Regions from separate parts of the Homo sapiens genome. Here region 1 is linked to region 2. The links are chromatin loops, found by intact Hi-C in ENCODE. Cell type or tissue: HepG2. All regions are shown on one strand. Links, peaks and the distances in the headings refer to the core of each region. The heading gives the core; the rest is flanking DNA. Region 1 overlaps NEK5 (NIMA related kinase 5). Region 2 holds the start of UTP14C (UTP14C small subunit processome component).

What was found. Hi-C counts contacts between places; a loop is a spot of excess contacts. Peaks named below come from ENCODE experiments on the same cell type or tissue, not always from the same donor. Only the 100,000 strongest peaks of a DNase experiment are listed, where the experiment ranks them.
Region 1: it touches region 2 in a loop (6-fold over the local background); 12 of 110 quality-filtered maps call a loop at or near these places.

What each region holds. Positions count from the first base shown.
Region 1 is chr13:52,112,763-52,121,388 of GRCh38, reverse strand. It overlaps NEK5 (NIMA related kinase 5), which reads left to right. Exons shown (of 24, transcript NM_001365552.1): 4 at 1,974-2,070. Among named protein-coding and RNA genes, the nearest start is that of NEK5, 12 kb to the left of the region's middle. In HepG2, for the core only: no CTCF peak of the experiment used is centred there; a DNase peak (open chromatin) is centred at 4,008.
Region 2 is chr13:52,022,639-52,031,264 of GRCh38, reverse strand. It overlaps ALG11 (ALG11 alpha-1,2-mannosyltransferase), which reads right to left. Exons shown (of 4, transcript NM_001004127.3): 3 at 6,328-7,259; 4 at 1-2,946. The coding sequence ends at 2,675. It overlaps UTP14C (UTP14C small subunit processome component), which reads right to left and starts at 6,574. Exons shown (of 2, transcript NM_021645.6): 1 at 6,328-6,574; 2 at 1-2,946. The coding sequence starts at 2,460. The coding sequence ends at 160. In HepG2, for the core only: CTCF peaks have their summits at 4,771 and 5,222 (motif pointing right); DNase peaks (open chromatin) are centred at 4,744 and 5,624.

The DNA.
Region 1 (8,626 bases), core at 400-8,399, 90 kb before region 2:
CAGGAGTTCGAGAGCAGCCTGGGCAACATGGTGAGACCCCATCTCTACTAAAAATACAAAAAATTAGCCGGGTATGATGGTGCTTGCCTGTGGTCTCAGCTACTCAGGAGGCTGAGGTGGGAGGATCACTTGAGCTCAGTGGGCAGAGGCTGCAGTGAACCAAGATCATGCCACTGCACTCCAGCCTGGGTGATAGAGCAAGACCTTGTCTTAAAAAAAAAAAAAAAAAGATTTCTTCAGCAGGATACAGACCCCCCACAAAAATGAACATTTTAAAGATTCATATTATATATTGTAAAACTGCCTTCCCAGAAATATTTTATCAATTTGTGTAGTTTTACCAGAAATAAATGAGTGTCCATTTTGCTGCTTTCTGGCCAATAGTAGTTATTGACATTCTTTTCATCTTTGCCAGTTTCATACATGGAATACTATATTACATTTTGTTTTAGCTTTTATTCCTTTTTTTTTTTTTTTGCAATGGAGTCTTACTCTGTCACCCAGGCTGGAGTGCAGTGGTGTGATTTTGGCTTACTGCAGCCTCCATCTCCCAGGTTCAAGGGATTCTCCTGCCTCAGCCTCCTGAGTAGCTGAGACCACAGGTGTGTGCCACCACGCCTGGCTAATTTTTTGTGTTTTTAGTAGAGACAGGGTTTTGCTATGTTGGCCAGGCTGGTCTTGAACTCCTGGCCTCAAGTGATCTGCCTGCCTTGGCTTCCCAAAGAGCTGGGATTACAGGCATGAGCTACCACACCCAGCCAAATTTTGCTTTAGTTTTTATTCCTTTGATTACTGCATGAGATTGAATATTTTTTCTATCAGCCATTTTTATTTCTCTTTTTTTTTCGAGTTGACTATTCTTGTACTTTGCTATTTTTCTGTTGGGGTGTTTGCCTTTTTAAAAATTATTTGCCATCAATTTTTATATTATAAATATATTTGTCATATATGGTACAAATATTGTATCTTATCCTTTTGTTTGTCTTTTAATTTTGTTTATAATATTCTTTTAAATAAATAGTAGTTAGGAATTTTTTAAGTTGCTAAATGTATCCAGCTGGTAGGAGTAATTTAGCTGTTTTTGTTTTGAAACTCCTATGTACTGACTATACAATTTAAATTGGGGCAGGAAACACTGAAGCTTAGAGGGGTTTAAGGAACTTACTGAAGGATCCTTCAGCTGAGATGTAGGGAAGCTAGAATTGAGAATATTAATTTTTAAGAAGTTCTTAAGTCTAAATGAGAATGAGAAATCTGGCCAATGTTGAAGACCTCTAATGGGTGGAGGCCCCGTGGACATCAGAAAAGCGGGGCAGTCAGGGGCTGGAAGTCAGGGTAGAAATGACAAGTCAGCAAAGCATCAAGAGTGAGGAAGAAAAAGTAGAAATGAGGTGTGGCCACTGGTACTGGCACCAAACCCCTTGGCAAGTATTGTCTATAGGTGAAAGTAGAACAAGAAAATACACCCAAATACTTCTAAAATGAAGTCATGCAAGACAATTTTTATTTGAAAATGAAAAATGTAGTCATCTTAATACAAAATTTTACTGACCTGATTTCTGTGGGATATGACACATTTTCTTTTTTTAGATTTCATTTGTTTCTTCTCAGCAGTGATTGCTCCTGGAATGTTGCATTTTTATAAAGAATTCCTTCGCTACTGAAAGATAGATATTAAAATATGGCTCCATATGGCTAGATAATGAACACGGTACCACCAGTCCAACTTTTAATATAGCAAAACTTCACCAGAAATATTTATTTTCTTGATGATGGTTGTCAACAAACCATTGATGAGATGTAGGGCACTCTGCTAATTCTAGAAATGTTGTTTCCTGCCATTGAAAGATCGTTTTCAAAGTGACATTAAAAGCCAGTGAAATCCTAGAGAATTTTAGATGGAAATGAGCAGAAAGCATGTTCTTGAAACCAAGTTAGCTTTATAGACTACTCTGTCTCTTAATGTAATTTAGATGCCCATACAAGAAAAAGAAGCTTCAAAGAAAGAAGTGATTCTTCTGGAAAAGATGAAACATCCCAACATTGTAGCCTTCTTCAATTCATTTCAAGGTTTGATTTTCTAATATTCGTTAAGTATTTTTATAAAGTATAGGCATGTTGACATATGTAAAAAGATTTGTTCCTAAGGACTGTGTATAAATTAATTTTTGTAAATGGGTCATTTCCCCATTTACTTAAATTGCAGCTTGAGACGTCCTCGTTATTTCCTCTCTAGTAAGTTTTTGTAGACGGCTTTCTTATGTTTTCTTGTTTTTCTGCCTCTCCTTAATTCTCACTCTCCCAAAAAATTAATGACTGGCTTATTAGCTTCTTTGCTGTAGTAACAACCCCCAAATTTAAGTGACTTACAATAAGACACATCTATTTCTCACTTACATTACATGCTAGCTGTGGTGGGCTGGGGTCTTGAGTCTGGGGCCCAGGCTGAAGGAGCAGCTCAGATAAGGAACCAGCTGTTCTCATAAGCAAGAGAAGAGGGGAAAACACAGAGCCCACCACACTATCGCTCTCAAAGCCCTGCTAGGATGTGTGTGTTTGTGTGTGTGTGCTGGGGGGTACTCTGTTTACATGAGATCCTGCATATCCTCAGGCAACAGATGGGACTGTGTAATCCTCTTACAGAGAGCCAGCAAACAGCCACGCACCATAGCCTAGCACACTGCCACGGAGAGGGGGAGAACTTTAGGGAAGGAAGTACCTTCCTCTGTACACCTGAATACAATTCTGCTGACAACTTTAGGGAAGGAAGTCCCTTCCTCCATACATCTGAATACAATTCTGCCTCCACGCATCACTGTAGTCCAAAGGTAAAAAATAAATAATAAATGAAGGAGCATTGGTCAGACAGCATTCATTCACTGAACTGATACTTATTGAGTGCTTACTCTATGCCAGGCATTGTTCTAGGTGTCAGGAATATAGCAGTGAACAAAGCAGATGAAAATCCCTGTTTTCATGAAATTTATATTCTAGTGGGAAGAGATAGACAATAAACAAATCTACAGTATGTCAGGTGTGTCTTAAGTTGTGACAGGGCTGTATGTGCTGACAGTTTTATGAAGGGTCATTCCCCAGCCCAGCCCCCAGCGCAGGGCTGTTTTAAGACTGATAATTAGTTCATGGAGCAGAAGTGTTAACCTCAATATCTTCAAGCATCATCAGTTGGGTAAAAGTCAGTCAATAAATAAATACAGCCACTGTGTCTTGAGTATGTAAACTGTGCAGAGCACTGTGTTCCTTACTGATTAAAACCGCTACATTCAAGGTACTTCTGTGTGTATGGCCCTTCTTTGGCTTCTGGGTATTTAAAAAGAGCTCTTGGGACTCTTCTGAGGTCTTCCTGGGAGCAGAACAGTACACATGGTCTGGAATTGGGTTGCATGGAATAACTTTCAAGGAAAGCCACTGAATAAAGTGCCCTGCATTCCTGTCCATTGGATACTGATAATGCTATAAGATGATCTTTCTCTTCTTTATTTTGTTTGAGATTATTGTGACTCTCTGGCTAACTCCTACTTATCCTCAGGCCTTTTCTGAACTCACAATTCAAATTACAGCTCCCTTTGGTTCTCTTCCACAGCAGTTGTACTTACATATGTCTATTTATATAATTATGAATTTGTTTCATATTTGTCGCCCTTTACATGGTAAACTTAATGAATTTTGGGGCTCCATCTGTTTTGCTCACCACTTGATCCTTGGCATGTAGCACACAATGGCTGCTCAATACCTATTTACTGAATGAGCAAATGGACTGGACCACTTTTAGAGACTGGAGTATTTCCTTATACCATGTGAGATTGATTTTTGAGGACAGTTTACCACTGGAAGCTTTTGCAGAACTAAGGTCATTTTTACAGTATACATAACCTCTGCTGTGTTTGTTGATACTGTAAGTTTACATTTTCTTATGACTCTTTTTAAGTAGAGCACCCCTGTGTTTAGGAAAGCTAGAGCTATTGTGATGCCTTTGAGTTTGCTTGGCTGATTGCTGGGACTTGAACTACTGAGCTTATCTAAAAGCCTCAGAGGCCTTGTAGCCTCTGTCTTTTAGAGAGTGTAGGTAAAGGCTTGTTTTCCCTCAAATCGCTTATCTCTGATCATAAGAACCATGGCTCTAATGTTTGTCTATAGAAAATAGAATGTTTTGGCCGGGCGCAGTGGCTCATGCCTGTAATCCCAGCACCCTGGGAGGCCGAGGCGGGCAGATCACCTGAGGTCAGGAGTTCAAGACCAGCCTGGCCATGGTGAAACCCCGTCTCTACTAAAAATACAAAAACGTTTAGCCGGGCATGGTGGTGTGCACCTGTAATCCCAGCTACTTGGGAGGCTGAGGCAGGAGAATCGCTTGAACCTGGGAGGCAGAGGTTGCAGTGAGCTGAGATTGCGCCACTGCACTCCAGCCTGGGCAAGAAGAGTGAAACTCTGTCTCAAAAAAAAAAAAAGAAAATAGGATGTTTTTATTGGTTTGAAGCAACATAAGAAAAATAATGAGAATGTAGTGATATTTTCCTAAGACAAAATTAATTCCATGTATATTCCATCAATAAACATTCACTAAGTGTCTGTTATATGCCAGGCATGTTCTAGGTCTTGGAGATATATCAGCAAACAAAATAGGCAAAAATTCCCATGCTGTTGTATTTGTTTTCTATTACTACATAACAAATGAACACAAATTTAGTGGCTTAACAACAACACCTATTTATTATCTCTTGATTTCTGTAGGTCAGAAGCCTGAGGTTGGCTTAGCTGGATTCTCTGCCCGGAGTCTCAGCTAGTTGAAATCAAGGTGTCAGCTGGGACTGTTATCTGTGGCTCATGGTCCTCTTCTAAGCTTATTTAGGTTGTTATAGATTTCATTTACTTGCAATTGGGTTAATTGGATCATGGCTCACTGCAGCCTTGAACTCCTGGCCTCAAGTGATCCTCTCGCCATGGCCTCCAAAAGTGCTGTGAGTACTGTGCCTGGCCAGAAAGAGCTCTTTTACATTTATTTAAACACAGAGTTTTATTTTATATTACTCTAATGCACACATAAAAAAGAAAATATAAGCAAACAAAGTTGGTTAAGGTATTCTAAAAATTATTTAGGCAGTGAAAACATTAAGCCTGCCGGGTCTACAGCAAGTGATTGGAAGATGCCAATGTCTGTAAGAAACAATCTTGATTTTTTTTTTTTTTTTTTTGAGACAGTCTTACTCTGTTGCCCAGGCTGGAGTGCAGTGGTGTGATTACAGCTCACTGCAGCCTTGACCTTCTGGGCTTAAGGGATCCTCCCACCTCAGTCTCCTGAGTACTGGGACTACAGGCATGTACCCCCACACCTGGCTAATTTTTGAATATTTTTTCATTATAGAGCCAGGTTTTCGCCATGTTGCCCAGGCTGGTCTCAAACACCTAAGTTCAAGCAATCCACCTGCCTTAGCCTTGGCCTCCCAAAGTGCTGGGATTACAGGAGAGAGCTGCTGCGCCAGGCCCTTGATTTTTTAAAAGTGCATTTTAGAATGAATTATAATAATTGTTTAATAAATGTTGGAATTTGACAAATAAAAAGGTTATTTAGTGCCCCTCAATTGTTTTGAAGTGTCAGTGATCCATGAGCTTTACAGCAGATGGAAAATTTGAGAGCATAAATGATTTTTCCAGACACTTCCAATAAATATAAAATTAACAGTGGCTAATGGGGGAAAATCCTTATTTTACAGTCAGATAATGCTAATTGACATTAAGTAGTTTCTTTTTTTTTTTTTTTTTTTTTTTTTTGACGGAGTCTCACTCTGTCACCCAGGCTGGAGTGCAGTGGCACAATCTTGGCTCACTGCACCTCCACCTCCCGGGTTCAAGCAATTCTCCTGCCTCAGCCTCCTGAGTAGCTGGGATTACAGGCGCCCGCCACCATGCCTGGCTAATTTTTGTATTTTTAGTAGGGACAGGGTTTCACTATGTTGGCCAGGCTGGTCTCAAATTCCTGACCTCAGGTGATCCACTCATCTCGGCCTCCCAAAGTGCTGGGATTACAGGCATGAGCCACTGCACCTGGCCAGTAGTTTAAGCTATCTCTGTCGGCCGGGCGCGGTGGCTCACGCTTGTAATCCCAGAACTTTGGGAGGCCAAGGCGGGTGGATCACGAGGTCAGGAGATCGAGACCACAGTGAAACCCTGTCTCTACTAAAAATACAAAAAATTAGCCGGGCATGGTGGCGGGCGCCTGTAGTCCCAGCTACTCGGAGAGGCTGAGGCAGGAGAATGGCGTGAACCCAGGAGGCGGAGCTTGCAGTGAGCCGAGATTGCGCCACTGCACTCCAGCCCAGGTGACAGAGCGAGATTCCGTCTCAAAAAAAAAAAAAAAGGTATCTCTGTCATGATGAATTTTTAGTCAGTTTCTTTCACCAAAAGCCAGTGTAAGGTTGAGTGAGTTGGAGGTTGGTGAAAAGGAAGTGAGATGAAATAATGTGTCTCCTCTGTTTCATTATTCTGATTCTTCCATGGTTTTGAAATTGCCATCCCTTCATTGCTGTGGCAGACCTTTTACTGACTGAGCTTCAATGACAAGAAACATCAATTCTCCTAAAAGTAACACATTCCTGAAAATAACCGATCTCTAGACATTAAGGCATATGGGGAAGCATCTTCTCAGAACCCTTCCTAGATCTCCAGTCTTACTTGCATGCGCTTTCTCCTCACCCTCCAGCCTACAGACTTCTTCACAGCACTTCTCACCCAATGCTGAGGGACTCCCCAACTAGACTTCGCCTCCTTAACAGTAGAATGGATGGCTTCTTTGCTTTTTATTCCTACACAGCATTCCTTGCTTTTGCATGTCCTCAATAGAAGTTTGTTAATAACTGAATGGATCGTCTCTTAAAGAAGAGAGGAGGAAAAATTGAAATATGTGAAAGAAGATGCATGGTTTGTGAATTAGAAGCAACCAAGGGTAGACACTGCCAGGTTACTGATATCCACAGTAAAGTTGGTTAGGGTACTTTAAAGAGTAGGATAGCAAAAGATAGATATTTGGCAAGAGATTTTGGCATTTAATGGGTACTACAGGGGAAAATGTTATCAACAATTGCTTATAAGACTGATTTTGGCGCTTATGTTTTGTGTTCCTTCAGGGTTTTTTTGTTTGTTTGTTTTTAATGAATCCACTCAACAAACATTTAAGCCCCTTTGATGTGCTAACTACTGTTTAGGTACAAAAGAATGAAGTGTAGACAAACAAGTGAGTAGAAATCCTTCTTTTCTAACAAGATCCCAGCTGTTAGTTGGTTGGCTAATGAAGAAAGCTGGTTAGAGCAGAAAATCATCTGTTTTAGTCTATTCCAGCAGCTATAACAAAATACCATAAACTAGGTGGCTTATAAACAGCAGAAATTTATTTCTGGCAGTTCTGGAGGCTGGGAAGTGCAAGATCAAGGTGCAGGCAGATTCAGTGTCTGGTGAGGGTTCACTTTCTGGTTCATAGATGGTCCGCCTCATTGTGACTTCACATGGTGGAAGGGGAGAGGGTTCTCTCTTGGACAGCAATCCATTAATGTGGGCTCCACCCTCATGACCTAGTCACCTTCCAAAAGCCCTATACCTCCTAATACCATCACTGTGGGGGTTAAAATTTCAACATATACATTTGGGGAAGACAAAGACATTTGGATCCTAGCAATTATACAGACATATTTTAACATAAGAAGACATAATCATCCTTTGAGTGGAAATGGCCAGGAAAAAAAAAAAGAAAAAAAATTTAAGGAAATGACAAGCATTTGTTAAAGGATAATTTCTTTTCTTTAATACGGAGCAAGTGTTTGTGGATAATCTGTCCACAATCCTTTTAGAAGTTTTCTAGTTATATTTCATTCATTTCATTCAACATTTAGGTCAATGGTTATTTATTTATTTATTTTTAAACTCACTGAGTCCTCCAAAATATTCAGCATAGCTTTTGGAGGAATAATCACATCTTTCATTTTCTATTCATATTTCATCAGTTTATGTAATAAAGACAAGAATAACTCACTACAGTTCAAGAAAATTCAGAATTATAGTTGGTAGATTATGAGTCCACTGACTATAGTTCTGAATTTTCTTTCTTATGTAAGTTATGTGTCTTATTTAGAATTTCTAGTCTCTTTTCTTTAATGTGGAGCAAGGATTTGTGGATAGTCTGTACATAATCCTTTTAGAAGTTTTCCAGTTATATTTCATTCATCCCATCAACATTTAGGTCAATAGCTATTTTTTTTAAAAACTACTCACTTTTACTGAGTCCTCCAAAATATTCAGCATAGCTTTTGGAAAATAATCACCTTTCATTTTCTATTCATATTTCATCAGTTTATGTTACAAAGACAAGAATAAATGGCGTAAACATATTTGGGAAAAAACAAAATGATCTTGGTAAGATTCAGTTCAATTGGTAAGAGCAGAGGTACTTGGACATACTAGAGAGCCTAGTAGTATTTAGTGGTAACGTTGATGGGGCAATAGCAATGGAGAGTGTCCTGTAATCTAGTGAGTGGTTTAGGCAGAGGTCAGTTATAAGAGTTTCTATTGTATTCAACAACATAGATAAATAAGTGCCATATAAATATGGCTTTATGCCCAA
Region 2 (8,626 bases), core at 342-8,341:
TAGTCAATTAATGGTCATCCATTTTCTTTTTTTAAAAAATGTGGCTCAACTACATGCAATGTGCTGAGCCAGTTTTGGAATCCACCCTGTAGCAGAGTAAAACTGGACCAAAGGAAGTGGAATCAGGGCCCCTGACTGTCACTTCTCCAGCTACACAACCTACAGTTTTTCTTCTTTATTGTGACGTGTGGTGATTCGTTTTGGATTCCTCTGTATGACAGGCAGGTCTGACCTTGAGGAAGACTGGTAGCCCACATCCTCTGCTTTTATGGGCTTAATGATATGGCCTGGCTTGGTGACGACCTTGGGAGTAGTCAGCTTTTGGAAAGCCCTCTGGGTGTTCCATGTGGATCCTATAGGGGTCTGGATGGTCCTTTCAAATTGCCGATGGTGGGTAAATGGATATGGAAGCACTTGTACCTGATGAGCTGCTGCGTGGATGTTGCGCTTCTCACTGATAATCACATTTGGCAAATTCTTATCTTTTCTTGGAGGACCCTCAGGGGCTTTAATGAGAAACTGGCGTCTTTTCTTGGCACTGGGCTTTAGGCCCACACCACCCCACTCGCCCCAGCCAGGTAGTGTCAGGTCCACGTCCTTTGGCTTACTCGCCTCCACAGCTTCCCTCTTCTCTTTCAAGAAATCTCTGATGACATCATCCCCAGCAAAAGCTTCCTTTATCATCTGCCTTTGGTCTCTCTCCTCTTCATCTTCCAGCTCCTCTATTATTGTGGGAACTGCCAAAGACCTCACGGAAGGAGACTGTGTGGTCAGGAAGTTCTGTAGGTTGATCAGTTGCTCCTTCTCTTTCTTCTCCTTAGGGGCATCAGGCCGATTATTTGGGGTCCTCTCTGACTGCTGTCCTTCTAACACAGGTCTGGGAAGCTCCTTATTTTGAAAACAATCTTCTTTTCCCAGCTCTTCTAGCTCTTCCAGAGTTTGTACTCTCTCTGACCTCTGTAGCAATAGGGGTTCCGCTTCTTCTGGGGCAGGTTCCTCTCTCTGGACCTGGGGAACAGTCCCCTCTGAACTTGCTTTTTGCTTCCTGGACTGATGTTTTTCCTTCAATTTCTGAGATAGTGCCCTCAATTCGGACAGCACCTCCTGGCTGCTAGAATCTTTTGTTTCTTGACTGCTTGCTGGCTCAGCATCCTGGTTGAGCTCAGATCTTTTTCTAAGGGATTGCCTTTCCTCAAATTCTCTCAACAAAATTTCTTCCTCTGCCACTGGTCTTTCTTCTGCCTCACTTGCAGAAACCTCATGAGCTGCAAGCTCTGGCACTTGCTCAGGGTCCTCCTGTGTTGCAGCCTCTTTGGTGTCACTGGTGCAGCTCCTGAACATCCAGGGATTCGGTCCGTCCACATTCATCTGCACTTCATTCGCTACATGAGGGACAAGGAGTTCTTCCACTTCTGTGCCTCCCTCCTCTTCCTCACTCTCAGAGGCTACCTGGAGTTTCTGTGTCAGTTCTTTGTTCTTGGCCAACTGTTCCTGCATAGCTTGGCGAGCCTCCAGGTCATATTTGGCCATAATTGCCTTTGACTTGGCCCATTTCCCACTGTTTTGGTGCTTAAGGCTCATTCTTTCCATCATTCTGGCATTTTCAATTTTTTCCATTTCTTCCAGTGCCACAGTTGGATTAACCTTCTGTAGCTGCTCAAACTCTTTTAAGGCTTTCTTGGCCTTTCCTTTCTTCACGACTTTGTGATACTTTTTACTTTTGATTTTCTTCTCTTTTCGAGCCTTGGCCTCATAGTAGGACTGCAGAGCCCGAGCCCTCTGAAGCTCTGCTCGGTGCATCTTTGCCTCTTCCAGGCTCATGGCTTGGAGAGAGGCCTTTTCCATGGGAGTCAGTAAAGGATCTGTCACTGGCTGCTTGTTCTTATGGAGGAGGTTAAAAATTTCCTGCTCCAGGGGAGTTCTTGCCTTCCAGCCACTGAGCGCATGTTCAATGGGAGCAATGGCTGGCTGCTCCTTCCCCAGGGGAAAAACCAGCTGCTCTGCCTGCTGGTTCTTCAGGATGATAGGGTCCCATTTGGAGAGGACCTGTGAGGTTTTACTGAATGCTACTTCTCTGTGGATCTGTTCAATTTTTTCTTTGTTAAGAGGTAACTCCACCACCTTCTTTGATTTGACTCTATTCAGTTGCTTTTTTACAGTGGCCAAAGAAGATGAAGTTTTAACGGGCTCAAGCAGATCTGCAAGGCCCAGCTTTTCTCCTGATCCTTCAGAACTGACACTGAACTCTGACACTTTCAGACTAGCCTCAGACCTCTCAGCCAATTTCCGCCTATTCTTTCCATCAAGGGAAATGATTGCTTCCAGAAGCTTTTGATGCTTTCTCTCTCCATCACTGTCCCCCTCATCTTCATTTTCACTCAAGGGGTAGTTTTTTGGCAAATCCACTAGTTCTTCCTGGTGGCTCAAAGCCAGATTCTCTGCAACCTGGTTCACATTCATCTCAGCAGCCAGCCTCTCTCATGTATACCAAGAATGGAAGCCGAAGGCTAGTCATCCATTTTCTTTTCAACACTTCCTTTTATTCTAAAAGGAAATTTTGTCTGTTTTCTAAAGTAAAATGATTTGACAAATGAGATTGAATTTAGAAAAATATTTACATATGAAGGTGTTTAACCAGTTTATATAAAATATCTTTAATTTTACAGATATGGCATTACTTAAATAACTTTTCCACAGATGATAGGAATGTCACTTCAAATTCCTGATCAGAGAATCTGCTTACAGATGCACGAGCACTTTTTCTGATTTGGAGTCTCTTTTCTGCAGACATGGAAAGAATGTGAGCGATAGTTTCAGCATAGTCTTCTTCACTCTCAGCCAGAAAGCCAGTTATATCTCCTTCGTGAGGAACCACAATGTCAAGCTTTGGGCCCCCCGAATTGTGTGCAAGGATAATTGTGCCAGCTGCCATACACTCCACAACTCCTGAGAAAAAAAACACAAATCATGTAATCTTTTAAGTTTTTGAGTGTGTTCATAAGAATGAGGATGAATAGAAATCTTCAAAAAATTTAAGGGACTTATGAGAAACTTAATTAAATGTATGTCTAGACATTTGCTTATTCAACTTCTACAGTACAAGATAAAATAATTTTAAGTTTTTTAGTTTTCAAAGCTTCATAATAATACTGCTTCACTTTTTTTTTTTTAAGAGATAGGGTCTCACTATGTTGCCCAGGCTGGCCTCTAACTCCTAGCATCAAGTGGTCCTCCCATCTTGGCCTCCCAAAGTGCTGGGATTTACCAGCGTGAGCTACCACACCCAGCCTGCTGCTTTATTCTTAGTTAAAATAGACAAGTAGATGGAAGACTAGCCTATTAAAAAAGATATATTGCAGATAATTAAAAAAGAAGACTAGAGAATGTTAGCAAGATGGTAGAATATTAACAGGTATTAGAAAAACAAAAGGAGTAAAAACATATAAAAAACAATTTTAATAGTTCAAATTACATTAGCAGAAAAAATAAAAAAGTGAATCACCTAAGTGAAGCATACTATCGCCGTGCTTATGTTACTGCCTGGATTTCTGGCATATTTGAGACTACTGCATGCCCAACAACAGTGCTGAACTAAATGAAAGTTGTGGTTAGTTTCTGCCAAATGATACACATGAAATATAAATTACTCTAGCCAGCCCTTCTTAGCCATATTCCTAGGAGAATTAAGCCCTTCAGGGAATGATTCAAGTGACTGCTTTCCCAATTATCTGAAGGATGGTACAGAGCTGATATCATCCTGGATGTATAGGAGAGAAATTAAATCATTCCAAATGTTTTTAGAACTGGTGAAATCCCTGCAGAACAGAATTCAGTAGCTCATATCATATTCTGCTTGAAGCTGGAGAGCATCCTGTACTTTCTCAGAGACCTGCATCTTTTACCCTTTCCCTCTCTACTGGCTCCTTCCTATCAGCTAGGAAGCTAGGGCACCACATGCCCTTTCTCAGGTCCTGCAACACCCACCCCTAGCCACTGTCTCTTCTCCCCCTCCCCGTACTTCACAGATAAACTTACTGAAAGTGTGGTTTGCACTTACCAACTCTACTTGTTCACTTCTGAGTGCTTGACTTTTGATTTTTGCTCATAGTCTGACTTTTGCTTCTACTTCTCCCTCAAGACTGCTCTTGCCCAGGTCACCAGTGACTGCCTTACCTTCCCCAGCATCTGGGCAGCATCGGAATCTGTGCCCTCTCCATTCTTCTCCAAACACTCTCTTCCTTGGTTTCTAAGACACTGCACTTGGATGGCTTTCCCCGCCTCTCCATTTCTTCTCCCCATTTCTCAGCTGTTCCTGTTCTCTGCATTTTGTACTGAGAGCCTCTTTTCACTCTGTACATATTCCCCAGGCGATCTTAACCACATCCACGGGAGCTTTGATAACTACCTGCACAAGGACAATCCTCATTTTTTATTTCCAGACCAGACTCCTCTCAACTTCAGACTCCTATATACAAAACTACCTCCTGGACGCATGCCCTCACATGTCCCACAGATGAACTCAAATTCTGCAGGTTCAAAACTTGGCTCATTAATGGCATTTGCTCTTGGATTTCCCCTCTGGGAGAAAGCCAACACCATTCTCACAGCTGCCCTGCTCCCAAAACCCTAGGTAGTCTTCTCTTCCTCCCTCATTTAACACATCCAGTTAATCACCAAGTCCTGGTCAATACTACTGCAGAATGTTTCTCAAGCATGTTCACCTACGAAGTTCAGCTCATGAGCACCTCCATCTGGGCTGCTACAGTAGGCCGGCTCATCTTACTGCCCTTCCAGTCTTGCTCTCCCTGCTCTTCACTGATCCACTCCCCATGTGGCCAGAATGGACTGGAGAAATCAGAAAGCTTTTACGTGCAATACTTAAAATCCTGCTATTTTTTTCCACTGGCTTAACCTGGCCTATATCACCTCTCTGTTGTCTTCCTGCTGAATGTTCCTATTGATGCATCTGTTGTCACTCCTGTCACAGTGCTGTTCCCTCTGCTGGAGACTCTCCCCTCTCTCCTGGCTAACCTCTATTGTTCGGGTCCTGCTCAAGTGTCACATCATTTCCTTGGGCAACTGTTCCCTGCCCGCACAAGTCTGTGTTAGGTTTCTCTTTGGCGCTTTCACATCACCCTGCACTTCCTTAGCATAGCACCTGGCACACGGCACAGCACGGCACGGCACTTGCCTGTGTAGCCTGTTGGTACCACCAGAGGGTGGGAAGCCTCTGACAGGCCAAGCAGCTCCTGTCTCCACCACATCCCTAGCATCCACCCAAGCGCTCAGCAGAGTGAATGCTTAGTAAGTTTCTATGGAAGGAAGCACAGGAGGTCAGATCCCATGCAACAGGTTGGGTCAACAAGTTCTTGCTTAATGTCTGGGCCTAGCACTACACTACTAACTAGGAGTAAAAAGAGTATAAGAGAAATTGAAGTCTTAGTTTAGGAAATGTCACTTTTATGTTATCCTCATTTCCCCTAACAACTAACAGTGTGAGGCACAAAGCGCTTGAGAAATATATGTGGACCCAAATTAAACACAAAGCAGTACTTGATTTTATAGCAAAATGTGTGCTTAACAGGTCAGAATAGAGATAGCAGTTTGTGCCAGAATAAACAAGAAAGGCTAAAGTGCAAGGAGATTTAAGTTGAAGACTTATGATGCAATCTGGCACAAAGAGGAGAGCCATTCCAATGGTGAGGGTAGAATCAATAAAAGACTAAAAGAGTTACTGTGAGAAGCCCCTATGCAAACAGTGGTTCTCAACTTTTGATGCATAACAGAATCACTTAAGCAGCATTATCAAAATACATCTACCTGGGCCTTGTCCAGAGATTCTCATTTGGCCATTCTGTAGGATTAGGGTAGGGCCCAGGAATCTGTACCAGTAAGTATGTAGTGGGGTTAGATGGAGAGAGAAAATGTTGCTGTTAAGAGCAGGGGCTATCTGGGTTAGAATCCGGGCTCTACCACTTACTGTGTAACTGAACTCGAGCAATTTCTAAACCTTCCTGTGCCTGAGTTTCTTTATTTATAAAATGGGAATAACAATAACACCTATCAAACGGGTTTAGAAAGGCTTAAATTAGATAATACATGTAAAAATCTCAACACAGTGGCCCACACACAGGAATTGGTCAATAAATACTAGCTGCTATTATTAACTACTATCTTACAAGGTCTCAAGTGAGGAAAGCACATTTGGTGGATGAGGGCAAGAGAATTAGGGCATGATGCAGATTTCCAGAGTATTATCATTTTATCAAAAGAACTTAAAATGTGTATCTCATGGCACCAAACAAGTTGTTTAAAGGCCAAACTCACCAATCCCAAAATGCTCGTTCCACATGGTATGCAGACCAATTGTTGCTTCAGACAAATAATTCTTTAATTCATCAAATGGAATGTTTATTTTAAATTCCACATATTCTTGAACTCCTAAATCCTCAGACAGCCTTCTCAGTTGGTTTACCCTAAGTTCATCATCTTTGTTACGACAACCTCCAATGAGGACAAGTTTAAGCGAAGGAGGTGACTCAACCATCTTCTTATTCAGCAATTTAGCAAAGGCTCTGATCTGCAATGGATGATTCTTTTCCGGCCTAAACTGGCCAACAGAAACCAGCAAATGTCCTGGGGTCATCTTTTTCTCATGTAAGGGAATGTCCAGAAATGTCTGCACATCACAAGGTGGATAAACAATGTTAGTGCAATTCCCAACTTTCCATAGTGAGAGAATATGGTTTAGTGTCCAAGAAGAATTGACCATGACTACATCACTGCAAGAACCAACAAGTCCATAAATAAAAGCAAATAAATAGTAGTAGATGAGCTTTACTTTGCTGAGAAAAGGATTCCTGGTAATGAAGGCTGCATTATTAAATCCAATATTTTGATTCTTCACTACAGAGAGCATGTCGGTGCTGATAGTAGGATAATGAACATAGCTTCCAACTTGGCAACCCCCTATATACTTAAACAGAGGAAGCGTAAAAGCGTATCCCATTGAATCAATGTAAACATCAGGAACACACTGCATTAGAGCTTCCCAGCCAAGAAAAATGGATCCTAGACTTTGGCCCAGCAGTGTGAAGTGAGGATACAGTGAATCTTCCACAAGATAGCGTTTCCTTAAAAAAACAAACTGCACTGGGTGAATTAATCTGATGTTAAATCTTCTGAAAGCACCTTCTAGTATCTGTTGACCGTTGACATTAACATCGCCGGTATAAACAACATAAACTGCTTCAGGATACCTAAAATAGAATGTAATGGTTAAGAATATATTAAGTTACAAAAATTAGCCAGACACGGTGGCACGCACCTGTAATCCCAGCTACTCAGGAGGCTGAGGCAGGAGAATCGCTTGAACCCAGGAGGCGGAGGTTGCAGTGAGCCGTGATCATGCCACCGAACTCCAGCCTGGGTGACAGAGTGAGACTCCATCTCAAAAAAAAAAAAAAAAAAAAGCCTGCTACCTACCCTGAGAGACTGAGAGCCGAGACTGCATCACTGCACTCCTGCCTGGGCAACAAGTGTGAAACTCCGTCTCAAAAAAACAAAAACAAAAACAAAAAAAAGAATATATTAGGTTAAAATCAAGCAAAAAGTTGTAGATAACTATTTTCTTACAGTTATAAAGAAGATTTGATTTTTTTTTTTTTTTTGGAGACAGTTTCACTCTTGTTGCCCAGGCTGGAGTGCAATGGCGCCATCTTGGCTGACAATCTCTGCCTCCCGGGTTCAAGTGCTTCTCCCGCCTCAGCCTCCCGAGTAGCTGGAATTACAGACATGCACCACCACGCCCGGCTAATTTTGTATTTTTAGTAGAGTCAGGGTTTCTCCATGTTGGTCATACTAAAAATGATGTTTTCTACATTTTTTATTGAATTAGAAGTACAGTCCTTCAAATGAGACCATGACTTCTAGTTCTTTGCTATTTCCTCCACTGAGGGTTTCACACAGAACAGGCATCAACAGTAAGTGTTGATTTATGAATGAGATGGTCTAAAGAAATACTAAAAAGTTTTGACAGTGTTCTTAGTAAAAAAAATGGTAATAAAATACTATAAACAAGAATTAAGATTCAACAAACCTGTCTTCAGATAGGATCACAATACTAAAGCAATACTCAGGGTTTTTATCTGAAAAATGCAAGTCTTTAAAAGCTAGATCTTGTGCCTATATCACAATTAGATATAATTAGTATGAAAATATCTAAAAGTATATTCTTTAATGACTTGTAATACTTTGGTCTCCCTCTGTTTATAATTATTCTTTGAGTCATAAAACATTTATTGGCTGGGTGCAGTGGCTCACGCCTGTAATCCCAGCACTTTGGGAGGCCGAGGCGGGTGGATCACCTGAGGTCAGGAGTTCAAGACCAGCCTGACCAATATGTGTGGTGTGGTGGCACATGCCTGTAATCCCAGCTACTTGGGAGGCTGAGGCAGGAGAATTGCTTGAACCCAGTAGGCGGAGGTTGTGGTGAGCCAAGATCGCACCACTGCACTCCAGCCTGGGCAACAACAATGAAACTCCATCTGAAAAAAAAAAAAAAAAACAAATTTATTAAGCATCTAGTAATGAGATGCCAGGTTTTGGGGGTATGGAGATGAGAGAG